Regions from separate parts of the Mus musculus genome. Here region 2 is linked to region 1. A link is a loop called in an ENCODE intact Hi-C map of the cell type or tissue named here. Cell type or tissue: heart. All regions are shown on one strand.

What was found. A loop is a pair of places that touch in the nucleus more often than their neighbours do. Peaks named below come from ENCODE experiments on the same cell type or tissue, not always from the same donor. Only the 100,000 strongest peaks of a DNase experiment are listed, where the experiment ranks them.
Region 2: a loop joins it to region 1, with 2.6 times the contacts of the local background. A loop is called at or near these places in 2 of 42 quality-filtered maps.

Annotation. Positions count from the first base shown.
Region 1 is chrX:140,251,842-140,259,841 of GRCm38, reverse strand. No RefSeq gene overlaps it. Among named protein-coding and RNA genes, the nearest start is that of Mir3475, 55 kb to the left of the region's middle. In heart, a CTCF peak has its summit at 3,817 (motif pointing right); no DNase peak of the experiment used is centred here; H3K27me3 peaks cover 162 bases.
Region 2 is chrX:139,865,743-139,873,742 of GRCm38, reverse strand. Morc4 (microrchidia 4) reads left to right here and starts at 2,089. Exons shown (of 17, transcript NM_001193309.1): 1 at 2,089-2,471; 2 at 2,601-2,673. The coding sequence starts at 2,370. In heart, a CTCF peak has its summit at 3,263; a DNase peak (open chromatin) is centred at 2,052; H3K4me3 peaks cover 1,768 bases; H3K27ac peaks cover 1,106 bases.

The DNA of each region.
Region 1 (8,000 bases):
CAATCTTTCCCTATTCGAATGCACCTGCTAGCTGATCCAAGAGTACACAGCACATCCCCCTCCTCCCCAGCTTACTTGGAAGTCTTCTGGGAAAGAGCATAAGTTTCAGTTCTGCATAGTGGAGCACACAAACCCTCATGTTTCACGTCTTCATTCCAGCAGGATTTCAGACAGACTGCAGTTGCTTAGTGATTGGTCACCTGTGGAATCTGGCCAGGGTGAGGTTCCAGCACTCAGGAGACAATCTGAACCCCTGACACTCTTGCCTCCTTAGAAAGAGACGAGGCATAATTGCAGGTAATAGGTTTGTAGGCCTGTAAAGCAAGGATTGGTCCCACCGTGAGCCAGCTTACTCTTATCCACCACCTCTGTGTCGCTAATATAATTATATAATATTGTTGTTTTACTATGAATTACCTTTGTAACACTACACATCCTAAGAGCATACTATACCCTATTATTTCTTCATGGTAAAAACATTGCAAGTCTTTTCTTCTTTTTGATATGTGCACTATATAATTAATCTAGAGTCACCCGTCTTTGTAATAGCACACAGGAATTTCGTAGTCCGATCTAACTGCAATTTAGCACTTTTATTAGTTACTTTACCCATTGCTGGCACAAAAGACATCAAGAAAAGCAACTTAAGGAACAAAGGCATTATTTTTGGCTTAGAAGTCCAGGGAAAGTCAATCAAAGAGGGGGAGGCAGCAGCAGGAGCTTGAGGCAGCTGGTCACACTGTATGGGTTGGAGTCCTGGGACGAAGAAAGAGAAGAGTTAATGGAGCACAAGTTAGTGAACAAAGGAATTATTATCATTATTATTATTATTATTATTTTCCATCTCAGCTAATCTCATCTAGAAACAGCCTCAGAGGTATGCCTACAAGCTCATCTCTGAGAAGATTCTAGGTCCTATCAAATTGACAATCAGTATTAGTCACCATGGCACCCATTGATCAACCTGTCCCCATCCCTCCCTTACTCCACTCTCCTCAGCCTCTGATACTTTCCATTCTCCTTTCAGTTTCAGACAGATTAATTTTTTTTTACATCTAATATGTGTGCACTCATGTGTCTTTCTGCACTTCACTTGATACAATGATCTCCAGTTCTTTATAGGTCATCACAAAAGATTGCAATTTCATTTTAAATTTGTTCTTGTTTATTATCAATTATGTTATTGTTGTTGTTTTGTAGTGCTGGTGGTCAAACCCAGGACCTTGGGTATTCTGAGTAACCAGGTGCTTTACCTCTGAGCTGTACTCTTAGCTCCAACTATTGTTGTTAATCTTTTGCTGTAACTGATTTTCAAATTGAACTCTATCATATACATGAGTGTAGAAAGAGAAAAAAGCCATGTATATAGTGATTAGTAATGGATGCAACTTCGGTCACCCACCACAGTGTCTAGAATATATCCCCCACTAATAAAAGCAAACCATTGTATCCATTTCATAGAAACTGAAGGTAGGAAGCTGGGGAAATGGCTCTGTGGCTGAGAGTGCTTGCTGCTCTTCCAGAGTATCAGAGTTTGGTTCCATGTCATGTGGTTCATAACCACCTGTAACTTTAGCTCCAGGCCACCCTCTGGCTTTCAAGGGCACATCATTGACACACAGTCACACACACACACACACACACACACACACACACTCACATACACACACACACACATAAAAAATAAAACAAATAGGAAGTGAAATAGAGGGAAGGATATGGACTTAAATAATTCTATGCAATAAAAGTAAAGGAATCAACATTTGACCCAGAAAATCAATTTCTATGGGTGTGGTGGTGCACCCCTTTAATCCAAGAACTTGCATGGCAGAGGTAGGTGGGTCTTTGTGAGTTCAATGCAAGCTTGATCTACATAACATGTTCGAGGCTAACCTGGACTATATAGTGAAACACAGTAAAGAAATCAAGAGATTCTGTCTAGGTAATAACACAAAAGATATGGGTATCTTATCAGTGGTGTTGCATGCCCATAAGTAAATACAATTTTCATATTTTTATTTACTATTTAACAACTGATTTACATTTGAAAGTAACTTGAACAATTATAGAAATACAGTTTAATAAATGTTAGGTGAATGTGGTCTATCTCCATTTCCGATGAGCAGAAGTGAAATAATGGATGCAGGCATTGTGAGGTAGCATTAGGCCACAACATTATGGTTAGTGAATACAAGCACTGTGGTGCTTCAACTGTAGAGCCGGTCACCAAAGTTCTTAAGTGACTGAAGGATAACAGCATGTACCTTGTGATTGTGTTGGGAAAAGCAGGATTCACATCTGGGGCAGGATTGGTGCAGGATTGTGCGAAAATCTCACATTCTGCTGAACAGCAAACAACTGAAAACTTATAAATTTTAATTTCTGGAAATTTCCACTTAATATTTACTGTGCCTAATGGTGAGTAACTGGAACTATGGAAAACAAAATGACCAAAGACCCTATAGGGGTGGGCAGAACTCTGTGATTACTTTCCATTGTCAATGTTTATAACATTTACATTCTGTTCTATAACTATGATTATAACTCCCACGCTTTATTTATAGGTTGACTTTAAGAGCTGACAAGCAATAAATAATGTTTATATTATTGTGACTTTGCAAATTTAATTCACTGCAGACAGAGATGTATTATGATTTGCATGGATTCTAGGCACTTTGGTCTTCCTGCCCCTTTCTTATATTAAAAAAGGATTTCAAACTGTATTTTATGATTGCATTTTGTATAAAGATAACTATACTAATATTGTATAAAAAGGCTTTGGGGACCTAAAAGTTCATTTTCCACCTATTTTTAATATAAAACATTTTCATGTTCACAAATGTCATATAATGGGATCATACGCATCCTTCCTTTCATGTGTAATTTTTATTGGCATGATTTTTATATTTTAAAATAGTTTTATTAAGATGTAAGTGGCCTACAATAGACTGCACATATTTAAAGTGAACAAGTTGATAGGTTTTGACATCTGTTCATATGTATGAAACCATCACCATAATCAACATATTGAATCCATCTTATGTCTTCAAAACCTTTCCTTATGTCTCTTTGGAAACCATTCTGTCTCAAACTAATTAAATCACTAATCTGATTTTTGTCACCATAGATTGGAGTTCTATTTTGTATGGTTTCTTTTAAAATAATAATCTTTATCAGAGTCATTTATGCTGTTGCATGTATCAGTACTCAATTCCCCCTCTCTCTGTTTTTGTAGGTAATATTCCATGATATGGATACTCCAAAAATCTCTTTACCCATTTAATTTCACTACATGTTGGGTTAATTTCTGATAACTTTAAATACATATACTGAATACAAACTATGAATATAGAAAGGGGATTATATGTATACTGGGGAAAGGGGTCTCAAGGGTTGTGGGGATGAAGCTAATGGGAGAGGAAACCAGAATATCCAATATTTTATGTACTTTCTCATATGTGAAATATGTATACATACATATATGACATGAATAAAGAAGTGTCACTATTCAGGAGCAATGGTGGGGGGCAAGTTAGGTTGATGGAAAGGGAGAAAATGAAGAAAGTGCGATAAGACACATGTATAAAAATGTCACCACAATCTGATTATTTTGTTTATTTGTTAAGAAATTTAAATGTTGCCTAGAATTTCCATGTGCAAATTTTTGTGTGGACTTCTTTCTCTCTATGAACTGGCAAGCTGGATCACATGTTAGACATATGTTTACTTTTCTAAAAATTTATTTTTATTTTTGTGTGTACATGTGCGTGTCTGCTGCATGTATGCCAGTACCTGCAGAGGCCAGAAGAGGGCATCAGATTCCCTGGACCTAAGCAATTAAGAGCTGCCTGACATGTGTGCTTGGCAGGGTTAACCACTGAGCAATCTCTCCAGCCCCAGTGTTTACTTTTATGACATTGCCAAAGTGCTTTCCAAAGTGGATGTATCCTTTTAAGATCTTACAGCAATGAATCAGACTTCCAATCGTTCCGTATCCTTGCCAAAAGTTGGAGCTCTTATTCGCTTCAATGACTAGTGGCTGTGTAGTTGTGCATGGTTGAACTGTTAATTCTCATTTCATGAATGATGAATTTCATGTGATTATGGGCTATTTTACATCTTTAAATTTTTTTTTTCGGTAAAGTGGCTCTTCAAAATATTTCAGCTTTCAAATAATTGGCTTGTTTCAATATGTCTTACCATTGGAGCTCTTTATATATTCTGGATATAAATCCAATATGTAATTTTCAAATGTGGCATGTGTCATAGAGCAAGAATTTTATATTTTATGAAGTCCACTGTGCCATCTTTTTAAATGAATCAAGCTTTGGCCTTGCCTAAGGCCTTTCTCGCTTTCCCCTTTCTTTCTTCTCCCAATTCTCCATGTTTTAAGCAGAATCCTATGAAAGCTCCCTAGATTCTTGGAGTGCCTGCCCTTCAGAAGCTCTTTTTCTTTCATTACCATCCCTGAGTGTTTGTACTTTTATATTTCCTTTTATTGAAAATATATTGTTTTCTCATACAATATACCCTGATGATAGTTTCCATTCCCTCTCCTCCTCCCAGTTCATCTACACCTCTTGCCTTTCCGGATCCACTTCCTTTCTCTCATTAGAAAAGAACAGGCTTCTAAGAGATAACAAGCAAACAGGACAATATAAAATAGGATAAGACAAAGCAAAAGTTCCATATAGAAACTGGATGCATACATGCTCTTTTTCTTAAGGGTGAACATGATGGGATCGCCCCTGCCCAGTTAGGTTATATGGCAGAAGTAAAAGAATTTTTCAGATGTTAGTAATGTTCTAAGCCAGTTAAGTCAAACAGAAGAGGTGCTCTCCTGGGCCTGACTTGACCAACAGAAGCTCTTTAAAGGAGATGGACTTGCTGAACTTGAACAAGAGCCATGCCAACGACTGCCTCTGGAGTGGGATACCCTCTTTGTTTCTTTCAGGCGATGTGATCCAACACAAGACCTCATGCATACTGTTAGAGTCTAACACATATTAGAGACTAACAATTGAGCCCTGTCACTAATGTACAACTAATAATTGCTAAGCTTTTTATTGTCACAACTTTAAGGAATTGAGTTCTGATAATCGTATGAATGAGTTTTGAAAAGGCCCCAAAGTCCAAATGACAGTGCATCTTGGGAGCATCATGATTCTCAGTCTCTTGAAACTTGGAGTAGAGCAGCCTGTTATGCTATATTCAGAGTCCTGACCTGCAGACACTATGTGACAGTGAATCATATTAAACCGACTTGTCTTCTGTGGTCATTTGTTAGGCAGAAATAGAAAGCAATACACCTTTGATGATTTTTTTTCTATTTTGTCAACCACAGTCTTCATTTCTACAAGCTTATCATTTAACAAAAACCAACTCATACTTCATGTAAATAATATTTTCATGTGTTTCAGAGATCTAAGGACTATACGAAGGCTTATACTGCAAACTATTGCAAAAGGCCCGATTGTATACTTGCTTTTTATTTTATTTTATTTTTATAGAATTCTATTCTTGTTTTACAGATGCAATATATTTTCAAATGTTCCCATGGATGCTCTTTGGAATTTTATTTAAATCTAGTTGTAGCTTTCTGGAATAAATCTACTATGTCTTGTTCATTTTGTGATTTCTCTCATGTTCCAGCCTTTCCTTGTGTCTTAAGTTCTTTTGTTTCTTGTCCTTCTGTTTTTTAAAGATTGATTTATTTTATATGCATTGGTTTTGTGCCTCCATGTCTGTGCAAAGATGCCAGGAATCCCCTGTAACAGGCGTTACAGACAGTTGTGAGCTTCTATGTGGGTGCTGGGAATTGAACCTGTGTCCTCTGGAAGAGCATCCACTGCTCTTAAACATCTCTCCAGATGCCACCTCTCCAGCCCCTCTTGTCCATCTTTTAAAATAAGGCTGCTGAGAAAGGACCGGGACTTGGGTGTATTTTAAAGGTGGGGGTCCAATTATTAAACTGCCAAAAGCTCAATGCATTAAGATTCAGCCAGCTGCTTTAATTCTTTCTAAATACTCAGCTCAATTTCTGTAACACAGAAATCCTTTGGTTTCAAACTGACAAATATTTGGCTTGCATCTCATCTGCATGTAGGAGCTAAAGGGTTGCCTCTCCTATATACAGATCTTATAGTTACAGTCCTATTGCCAGCCCACCTCTCTCCTATACCTTCTGTACGTGTGGTCTGGTTAAGGTTTGACTTATTTTTATGTTTGTTTATTTATTTACGAATGAGTGTGGATGTGTAGAGGAGGAAGCACGTACCACAGCACCTTTGTGGAGGACAGAGGACAAGTTTCAGGAGTCAGTGTTCTCTTCTTTTATGTGGGCTCTGGCAATCAAATGAAGTAGTCCAGTTTGGCAGCAAGAGCCTTTATCCGCCGAGCCATCTCATTGGCTCAGAGATGCCTCTTGCAGCTGCAGGCCTTCCATAGAGAGTTTATGGAGGTCTGTTCCTGCCCTCTGCCTTATTAGTTAGCAAAATGCTCCACATTTTTTCACCCTGATTTTAGAAATGTCTCCAAATTTCTTAGGCTCTGGTGTTCCCTCTCCTTTGCCCTTTGTTATTGTGGGTTTATAACTGCATCATTGTTTTAAAAGCGGTCTCTGGCTGGGCAGTGGTGGCGAACGCCTTTAATCCCAGCACTTGGGAGGCAGAGACAGGCAGATTTCTGAGTTCGAGGCTAGCCTGGTCTACGTAATGAGCTCCAGGACAGCCAGGGCCACACAGAGAAAAACCGCCTTGGAAAAAAACCAATAAAATAAAATAAGTCTCTGGATGGACAGGACTTACATGTTTGTGTCAGTTTACCATCTTGAACTGAAACGTGTAGACTGGCATCATCATGGCACTTGTCACATGAGCTTTGTTGAGAATTAAATACTTGGGTGGAAATTATCTGGCACAATGCCAAGATATATATATATATATATATATATATATATATATATATATATATATATATATGAGTTATTATTGTTGTTGTTATTTCTGTGACATGTGGGTGAGAAATAGAGTTTTGGACACAATCTTACTCTTAATTTTTAATGCAATATTGTAATTAATTGAGAATTTCATATATGCAACCAATATATTTCAATTATATTCTCCCACACATACTCTTCCCTCTAATTTCTCAAAGGTCTACTCACTATCCTCCACCACCTTCCTCCCACCTTATGACCTCTTTTGTTTTTCTTTTTTATAGCCCAGTGAGTCCAACTTGTACTGCCCATATATTCAATCATAGATGTGTAGGGTCACCCCCTGGAGTGTGGCTGACCTACCAGGGCCTACAAATCTGACAAAAACAATCTTCCCCTGCACTGGTAGCTGCCCATTGCCCATAGCTTCCCAGCTAAGGCAGGGGAGAATCTTTTCATTAATGTCCCCGAAAAGCATGCCAGGCAGGTGACCACTGTAGCGGACAGCAAGTCAAGCTTGGTTTGAGTTTTAACTCTTTTTGCTCCTGAAAACTATGGAAATGGGTGTTTAGAGAAGCTGCTACCCCAATGGGGCAAGCATAGGAATGGAAGCAATTAAGCAAAACTGCAGCAACAAGACCCTCAATTTTCCCTTGCAGCTAACTTGGGAGCCAGCTGTGCTGACAGACGGAAGGTGGTCATCATTTGCTGCTGCTGCCACCGCCACCGCTGCTGCTGCTGCTGTAGCTGTAGGATCCAACAGAGGCCAGAATGAAGGCAAAGATGATCATTACAAAGGGTTCAGAGTTGCCAGTGGCCTAAACAAACTATAGAGATTGGAGAGTCAAGCCAGAAGTTAAATAAACAGAGATCAGATTTATTTCTATTCAGGGAGTTGAAAATCTTCTCACTAGGAGCTCATTTTCATCACTGTTCATTAGGATCCTTCCTTTCCTCCCATGTGACTTTGAGCACGGCATTTGATGATGCTCATGTCTTTGACAGAAGTCTGGAAGATCGGCCACTTACATCCTCTCTTCCCCTCTGGGAGAGCCAGCTACTG
Region 2 (8,000 bases), 390 kb after region 1:
AAGTAATTTCAAGGCCAGTCCAGGAACCTCAATGAGAATCTATCACAAAATAAAGGATAAAAACTGAGCTGGAGAGAGAGACATAGTTTGGTGATGGAGGGACAAGACCCAATCCTAGACACGTGTACTCAAAACGCTCAGTATGGCAGAAACGAAAATCATAATGTGGCAACACCTCACTCTAGTTAAAAATGACAAAATGAGAAAGAAAACAATTGCCGGTGTGGATGTAGAGAAAAGGAAGCCTTTACGAACTGTTGTTGCGGGTGCAAATTAGTACATCCATTATGAAAAAAAAATGTATGGAGCTTCCTCAAAACATTTAAACATAGAATTACCTAGAACCAGACACAGAATTATCTAGAAATCCCCATTCAGTATACATATCCAAAGGAAATGGCATCACTATAGAAGAAGAGACATCTTCACTCATGTTAGTCACAATGGCTACAACTTACATTTTTACATTTAACTTAAATGTCTAATAACAGGGAAACTGGGAAGTGGTTGAGTAAGGCAGTCATCCGTAGAAGGTGGCCAGCAGCTTAAGTTGCTGGAAGGACTAAAGGCTGGTACTTTACCCATCAATAAGGCATCTATAGCTGGACGTTTTTGAAAAACGTTTTCGTTACAAACAGAAGATAAATGTAATGCTGGGCGTGGGGGCCCTCCCTGATGTCTGAGCATATGCTGAGGAAGGAAGATACAGAGCCAGAGGCCTGCCTGAGCTAGGTAATGAGTGTCTCAAAAACAAATCACTCAGTTGGGAAAGCGCTTGCTGTGCAAGGAAAAGGACCTAAGTTCAATCCCCAGACCTCGTGTTCTTAAAAAAAAAAAAAAAAAGGAAAAAGCCAGGGTTAGTGTCCTTTTGTAATCCTTACCACCACCACCACCACCGAGAGAGACGGAAATAAGCAGATTGCTGGCTGGCTAATCACCCCATGCTTACTTAGTGATTTCTAGGCTGTTGAAAGACCCTGTCTCAACAAACAAGATGATGACCTTTGGCTTCCATGTACAAATGGACACGTGAAAACCTCGCCACCCATAAGAACACATATACACCTGCGTGCGCGCGCGCACACACACACAGAAAAAGGAGTCTGGAGAAGTGGCCCAGTTGGTAAAACATTTGCCATACAAGTCTGAGAACCCCAGTTCAGATCCCCAGCACCCACATAAAAATGACTGCAACCCCAGTGCTCACAGGGTTGGGAGTAGTGATAATGGTGGTAGGGGTGCTTGCGTAGTGTGCCCTTCCAGGACCTGGGTTTGCTGTCAACACTACATGATGACTCCACAGCACAGGTAAATGTAGACTCACAGCAGGCATGCCCTTTAAAAGTGGAATATAGGGGCAGGGAAATGGCTCAGGGATGAAGGTGCTTGTCACAAGACCTGAGAACCCCAAACTTACAGAAGGTGGAAGGTGAGAACTTAACTCCCTCAAATTGTGTGCTGATCGCCACACGTGCACACAGACACACAATCACACAAAATAAGCAAGCGCAATAATTTTAAAGACTGTTGAAAAAGCATGGCTGTGTGAGTTTGGAACCGCAGTCCCAGAGACACCAGGCCTTCAAATGTCAGTGGTGTGCAAACGATGCGCCCCCAAGAGCACAAACACACAAAGCTGCATATTACTTTATGCGCATCCTATAACATAACCAACCCCCTATTTGCAGCGAGTAAATTCAGTTTCTCCTACTATAAAGTCTCCCTGCCGGTTTGAAGGATCGGTAGGCCGTTTGCCAATTGCATTCTAGAAAGTTCCTGGTGCTTCCATAAGCTTTCGAAGTAGCTAGTGGGAATAATTCCCCTTAGCTCCAGCCTATCTTCCCAGATAGCAAAACTGCAGTCCTTCGAAATTCAAAGACTTGTCTTATCCTGCCTGTTAGTCATGAAGCCTAAGTGGGACTCCAGAAATCCCATGCACGCTCTCCCTCCTCTTGCCACATTCCCGCCCCTCCCCACGCACCGCCATCCCCCCTCCCCTCGCGCTTTCCCGCTCGGCCGCCTGGCCTATGGCAAACGCCAAGAATTAATTAGGGGCGGGGATGGAGGAGCGTCTGTCAGGAGATCGCCATATTTCTGTACGGCCCAGGGGCAGCCCTGGCAGTCGGTGGGTCAGGAGAGGTGCTGACAAGGCGGGGCGGGCAGACGCTGGGTTCCTCCGGCTTCACCCCTCCCGCTGGGGACAGGTGGCTGCAGCGCGCCCCGCCTCTGCCAGCTGCGAGTGGGAACGAGAGAGGGCCAGTCCGGGACGGCCACCGCCAGCTGCGAGTCGGGGGACAGCGCGATCTAGTGCGGGGACAGCCGGCCCAGGGGTCCGGCAGCAGCAAACCGGTATCCTGGCGGCCAAAAAAATGCTCCTGTACCGAGGGGCCCCTGCGGGCCCCGGAACGCCGGGAGGCGGACTGGCCCGGGCGGGCAGCGTCCCGCAGGCCTTCAGGATCCGCCTGAGCACGGTAGGTCCGGGGGCCCCCGAGGGGACGGACTCGCGCGAGCGCGCCCGGGTCCCAGGGCTGCGGGGGGCGCGCGGGGAGGGCTGGGCGAGCTGAGGCCTCACGCGGGACGGAACCTTCTCTCGCCCCCAGATGAGCCCCCGCTACCTCCAGAGCAACTCCAGCAGCCACACGCGACCCTTCAGTGCCATCGCGGAGCTGCTAGGTGAGTGACGAGGGCGGGCCGGGTGGCGGGTCGCAAGCCCGAGGCAGAGGTGCCAGCGTGGTGCGGTGGACGCAAGAGGAATGCACGAGGCGCGTGGGGCGGGTCCTCTCGGGACGGGCTGGGGGAGCTCGGCCACCGTGATCTCTTAGGGAGGGGGACAGGGAGGGTAGGGTGGGGTGGGATGGGGTAGGGTGAGGTGGGGTGGGGTGGGGTAGGGGGGCGACGGGACTAGATCGTGCCTGGAAAGCCGAGGAAGCGAGGTGTGTACTAAGAGTTTGGTAGGGTTCCCGCGCTGTTGTTCTGTCTGGATCGTGATGTTCCAGTCACTTTAGGATTCTTAGTTAATAATCAAAGAGCAATGCATAAAAATATCGGGCCCCGAAGCGACTGGATTTGACCAAGGCTGGCGACCGACAGAGGGCCCCAGGCTGGCAAAGGAACAGTGCAGAGGGCCCTGTAGAGTAGTTGGAAAGATCTGGAAATGACTTCTTTAACTTTAGAGACTTAAGTCTAGGAATGATGGGCCATCTCTTAGATGATGACACGAGTGCATTTGGCTCCCGGAGACTGCAGAGGGCTGGGTCCGTAGTCCACGAGCGCCCTCACACCGCTGGAATGAATACGGAGGCCTTAAGGACTTAACCTCTGGGTGCACCGGTGCTCGCTCAAAAAAAAAAAAAAAAGGAAAAAAATTCACTTGATTCCTTAGAGCTGAGTGCATCGCTTCTGCACTAATGTACTGTTCAAAAGGCAAAGATGAAAAGCAGTTCTGCGCAAAATGCAGCAGAGCAAGCACATTATAAATATTTCAAAAACTGAAAGAAGGAAGACAGATTTATATGGCTAGTTAGCACAGAACAAGACTCTTGAAAATGGTTTCAGAGCCACATGAATGAACCCCAGTGGGGACGTAAGCCACCACTGTGGCCATGCCAGGAGACTTGTTTTCCTAAAGATGTCGGTGAGCCACAGGAAGAGTCAGAAGAGTTATTTGGAAGGTGCTGGAGGATTCTGATGATTAGTTTGGCTATGAGCCCAAATGGTATAGAGTAGGTTGCTGATTGCTTTCTAGAAAGTTCAGGAGGAAAGTAACATTGATGATACAGCTTGAATTTCCAGACTGAGGTGACTCTATCGTTTAGGTTTTCCCCTATGGTTTTTTCTTTTTCTCCTTCCTTCCTTCCTTCCTTCCTTCCTTCCTTCCTTCCTTCCTTCCTCCCTTTTTTTTTCTTTTGAGATAGCGTCACATTATGTAGTCCAGTTGACCTGAAATTTGCTGTGCAGATCAGGCTGGCAGTCAGCACACAAAGATGTGCCTGTGTCTGCCTCCCAATGCTAGGATTATAGGCTCTTGCCACTGTACTCAGCTCACTGGATGGTATTTTTAAAGCATTAAATTAAAAAACATAGACCTGGGCTAATGTGTGTATATTATGTACATATATGTGTATACACAGATTTTCTTATAAAAAAAAAACCAAGTCACAAATATTAACAGGGAAAAGGAACATCAGAGTGTTTATTGATAATCCCAAACTTTCTTTTTTACTTTTTCTTCAAGTGTTTTCTCTACTTCCTCATGAATTTTTAGGAAATCACTCATTTGATAAACATTTATTAATCATCTACTATGCACAGGGTCACCAAGATAGGTAGAAAAATGGATATGACCAAGTTCTACTTTATTAACAGGTATGATGAAACATGTAAAAAGGTTTTATCATTTCTGTAGCAACCTAGTAGAAAAGGACGTGTGCAAAGAGAAGCACACACGTGCTGCAGGCGTACAGAAGAGGAGGGACTTAAGATTATCAGGACCAGAAGGGGGGTCAGAAAGACTTCGTAGAGGAGGGGACACTTGAGAAGAGATTTAAAGGGTTGGGACATGTGGATATGGTGAGTGTAGGGACATTCCACTCACAAGTAACAACTGGATGAGCAAAACCATGAAGAATATCCTCTAGGTCTTTGAATTTAATTAGAGCACTGAGTTCACAAATAGGAGACTGTACACCTTTAAAGAGTTTACAACAGGCTTTCGAAAATAACGTTGTAGCTTTAGCCTTGGAAGTGGGTGGCATTTTTTTTTCTCTTTCCAAGTTGAGTAAACAAAGGTCTGGGAAATTAGTGTACTTTTCTAAGGTTACATGTCTAGTAAGTGACACTTTGGGCTGCAAGCACAGGTCATTTTACTTCAAATTCCAAGTAGGAAATGAGGTTAGAAAGGTGAGCTGGAACCAGGATGTGACTGGGAGGCTTGGCATTTGACCTGTTAGCCTGACAAGGAGACGTCCTGATTAGATCTCTGCTTCAGGATGGTTGGTCTCACAGGAGTGTAGCTGGAGACGTGGATTTTAATGACTGGTTCTGAAGCAATTGCAGTAATACCAATGAGCAAGAGTAAACCTTGTGTACTAAGAAAAGGACCTTAAGAGTGGGAAGAGCAAGATACAACAGAGCCTGAGGGCATCTAGAGCAGAAGGACAGATGGATTAAAGATGACTTTTAAAAACGATTTCTTTTTTTATGAGTATGAGTGTTTCACCATGTATCTAAGTGTCCCACATGCATGAGTGCAGTGCCCATAGAGGCTAGAAGTAGGTGTTGGTTCCCCTCGAACTGGAATTATAGACAGTTGTAAGCCAACATGTGGGTACTGGGAACCAAGCCCAGATTCTCTGCAAGAGCAGCAATTGATTTTTAACCACTGAGCTATCTCTTCAGTCCCATAAAAACGACTTTTTAAATAGGAATCAAACTCACAGTTTCACACATACCAGGCAAGTATTCCACTGAGCTAAAACTCCAGTCCCTAAAGTGGGTTTTGAGATTTATGCTTGCCATTTGAATGTAGAAACTCACTGTGTGTGTTTGTCTCTGTCTCTCTCTCCCTCCCTCTCCCTCTCTCTCTCCCTGCCCCCCCCCCCGTGTGTGTGTGTGTGTAAAAGTAGCCTTGTGACCAAAGATGATGACCTTATATATTTAAGTATTTGCAAGCCTGTCCCTGACAACCGTGCAAATATCCACGAACTGGAACAGGAACAGATAGGAGGCTTGTGAAATACCATTTCAAAGCAGTCTCCCATCCTTTATCTCTCTTGTCACTGAACAACTTGCTAAACATCTCCCCACCCCCGCTCCCCACCAGGTTCTGGTGAAGTATGAGTCTTCTGTTACAGAACAGTTTTAGAAGACAGGGGATCCTGTGGACTGGGTGCATATGTAACAGCTTAGGATATTAAGGATTCTCATGTTCTTATTAAAGTAATTTGGTAGTCAAAGGCAAGGTGGAGACAGCCCTCTCACTAAGGGATTAGCATGGACCAGGACAGGAGAGCTAAGACTCTACTAGTCTATGAAATTGTGAAGCCAGACTAGACAGATGAAGATAGGGTAGCTTTCACCCAGCTATTAGGTAAAGAAGATTAAGTGTTCTCTCATTGAATCTGTTCATAGCCTAAATGGTCTGGGCTCAGGTAGGTAATAGAGTCCCTGGGATGTGATAAGATATGCTTGCTACGTGTGTTGGCTGATTCTTACGGAGCTGAACAGCAAGAGGTAGGATTGAAACTGCCTGCCTTGCTAGTGCATTGCAAGTTCATCCACTGAGGTGAGGCTGGTCAAGTTGTTATCATTTCATTTGTTGAGGAAAGGCCACATAGAACCAGAAAGTAAGTGCAAAGCTCTGCCTGTTGGCCCACGCGTGCTGATCTCTATTCCCCTTATACTCCATCAGACACTAATCTCTCTTGGGCCCCATACTTTCTACACTTTATGAACCCTCAGCTCATGTATGACTGCTCCAGACAGCTACCATGTAACTCAGGAACTGCCTCTGTTCAGATTATTTGATGCACGCCTATAAAACAAACAAACAAACAAAAACAATCTAGTAATGATGTTTGGCCAAAATTTTCATGAGAGAGAGAGAGAGAGAGAGAGAGAGAGAGAGAGAGAGAGAGAATTGATTTTATTGATTTTGTTAGAAACCCGCAAATTGATTCATTTCGTGTCCCAGTGTATACGTGTGTAACTGGAGTCAATGTGTGTTACGTGTTTGAATTGTGAATGTCCACAAAGTATTAGGAAAAAGTCCCTGATAGTCATCATTTTCCATGTATAAATGATATCCAGCTGGTTGACAAGTTGTATTGGTCTCAATGGCTTTGGCTGTCTACCAGCAGGAGTGACTGATAAAACCCTGCGTGCCAAGTCAAATTTCCTGAGTGCTGACAGATATAAAATGCTAGGTCCTTCTGATGGTTAAGGAACAGAAAAACCTGTGGGGGTGAACTCTCATAGAAGCAGGGAGAGGGGGAGGGGATGGGGGTTTGCAGAGGGGAAACTGGGAAAGGGGATAACATTTGAAATGTAAATGAAATATCCAAAAAAGGGAACTACATTTCTGTTAATACTACCATTATGTACCAACACACAGCTTAGCAAATATAGTCCCAGTACATTGTCACATTTATATGGGCCTTAAGTCTTACTTGGACCTTACAGATTGACTCTAATAGACCTTGGAACCCTTCTAAAGCTGTCCAGATTTTTTTTTTCAGATTACAGCCAGTGACAATTTTATCAATGATTTTGACAGCACTGCACTGTTGTAGGACTTGAAATTAATCTGTGTCTCATTTTATTTGGCAGACATTCCACACATCCCAGTGGTTGTAACTGATACTGATAATTATATTGTAAAAGAAATGTATATTTTGATTGTAAGAGATATTGCTGATGGAGAAAATGGCATGATTTGATCAATGATATTAATGCAAAAATGTAATCAGAATTCCACATGGCTATGTCAACCCAGCTATATGGTTATCAGTAAAGCCATATATAATGTCTGCAAGAGAAAGATATATAGGTATATAGGAGGGAAAGTATTGCTTAGAGAACTATTAGGAAGAGAAATAACTTCGGTACCTAGCTGTGTAAGTCCATTTTGTGTCACTATAACAAAATTCCCAAGGATCAATGTGTTGTACATAAGTTTATTTGGATCATGGTTCTGGTGCCTAGAAGGTCCAAATGGCATCATGCCAGCAGCCCTGAAAGGGCCCCCCCTTGTGATGTCACAAGGCATCACAGTGTGCCAGAGAAGTCAAAACAGAGCTCAACATGTACAGAAAGGAGCCAACCCCACAGGTGGTCTTGGACTAAAACAACCCATTTTAGTGGAAACCAATCTAGTTCCCTTCTAATGTGACAGCATCACTCTGTTCCAAGGTAGCATACTTAGTGACCTAATTACCTCATACTAGACCTTGCTTCTTAAAGGCTCTGCCATCTCATTAATACACCAGAGACGGAGCTTCCTG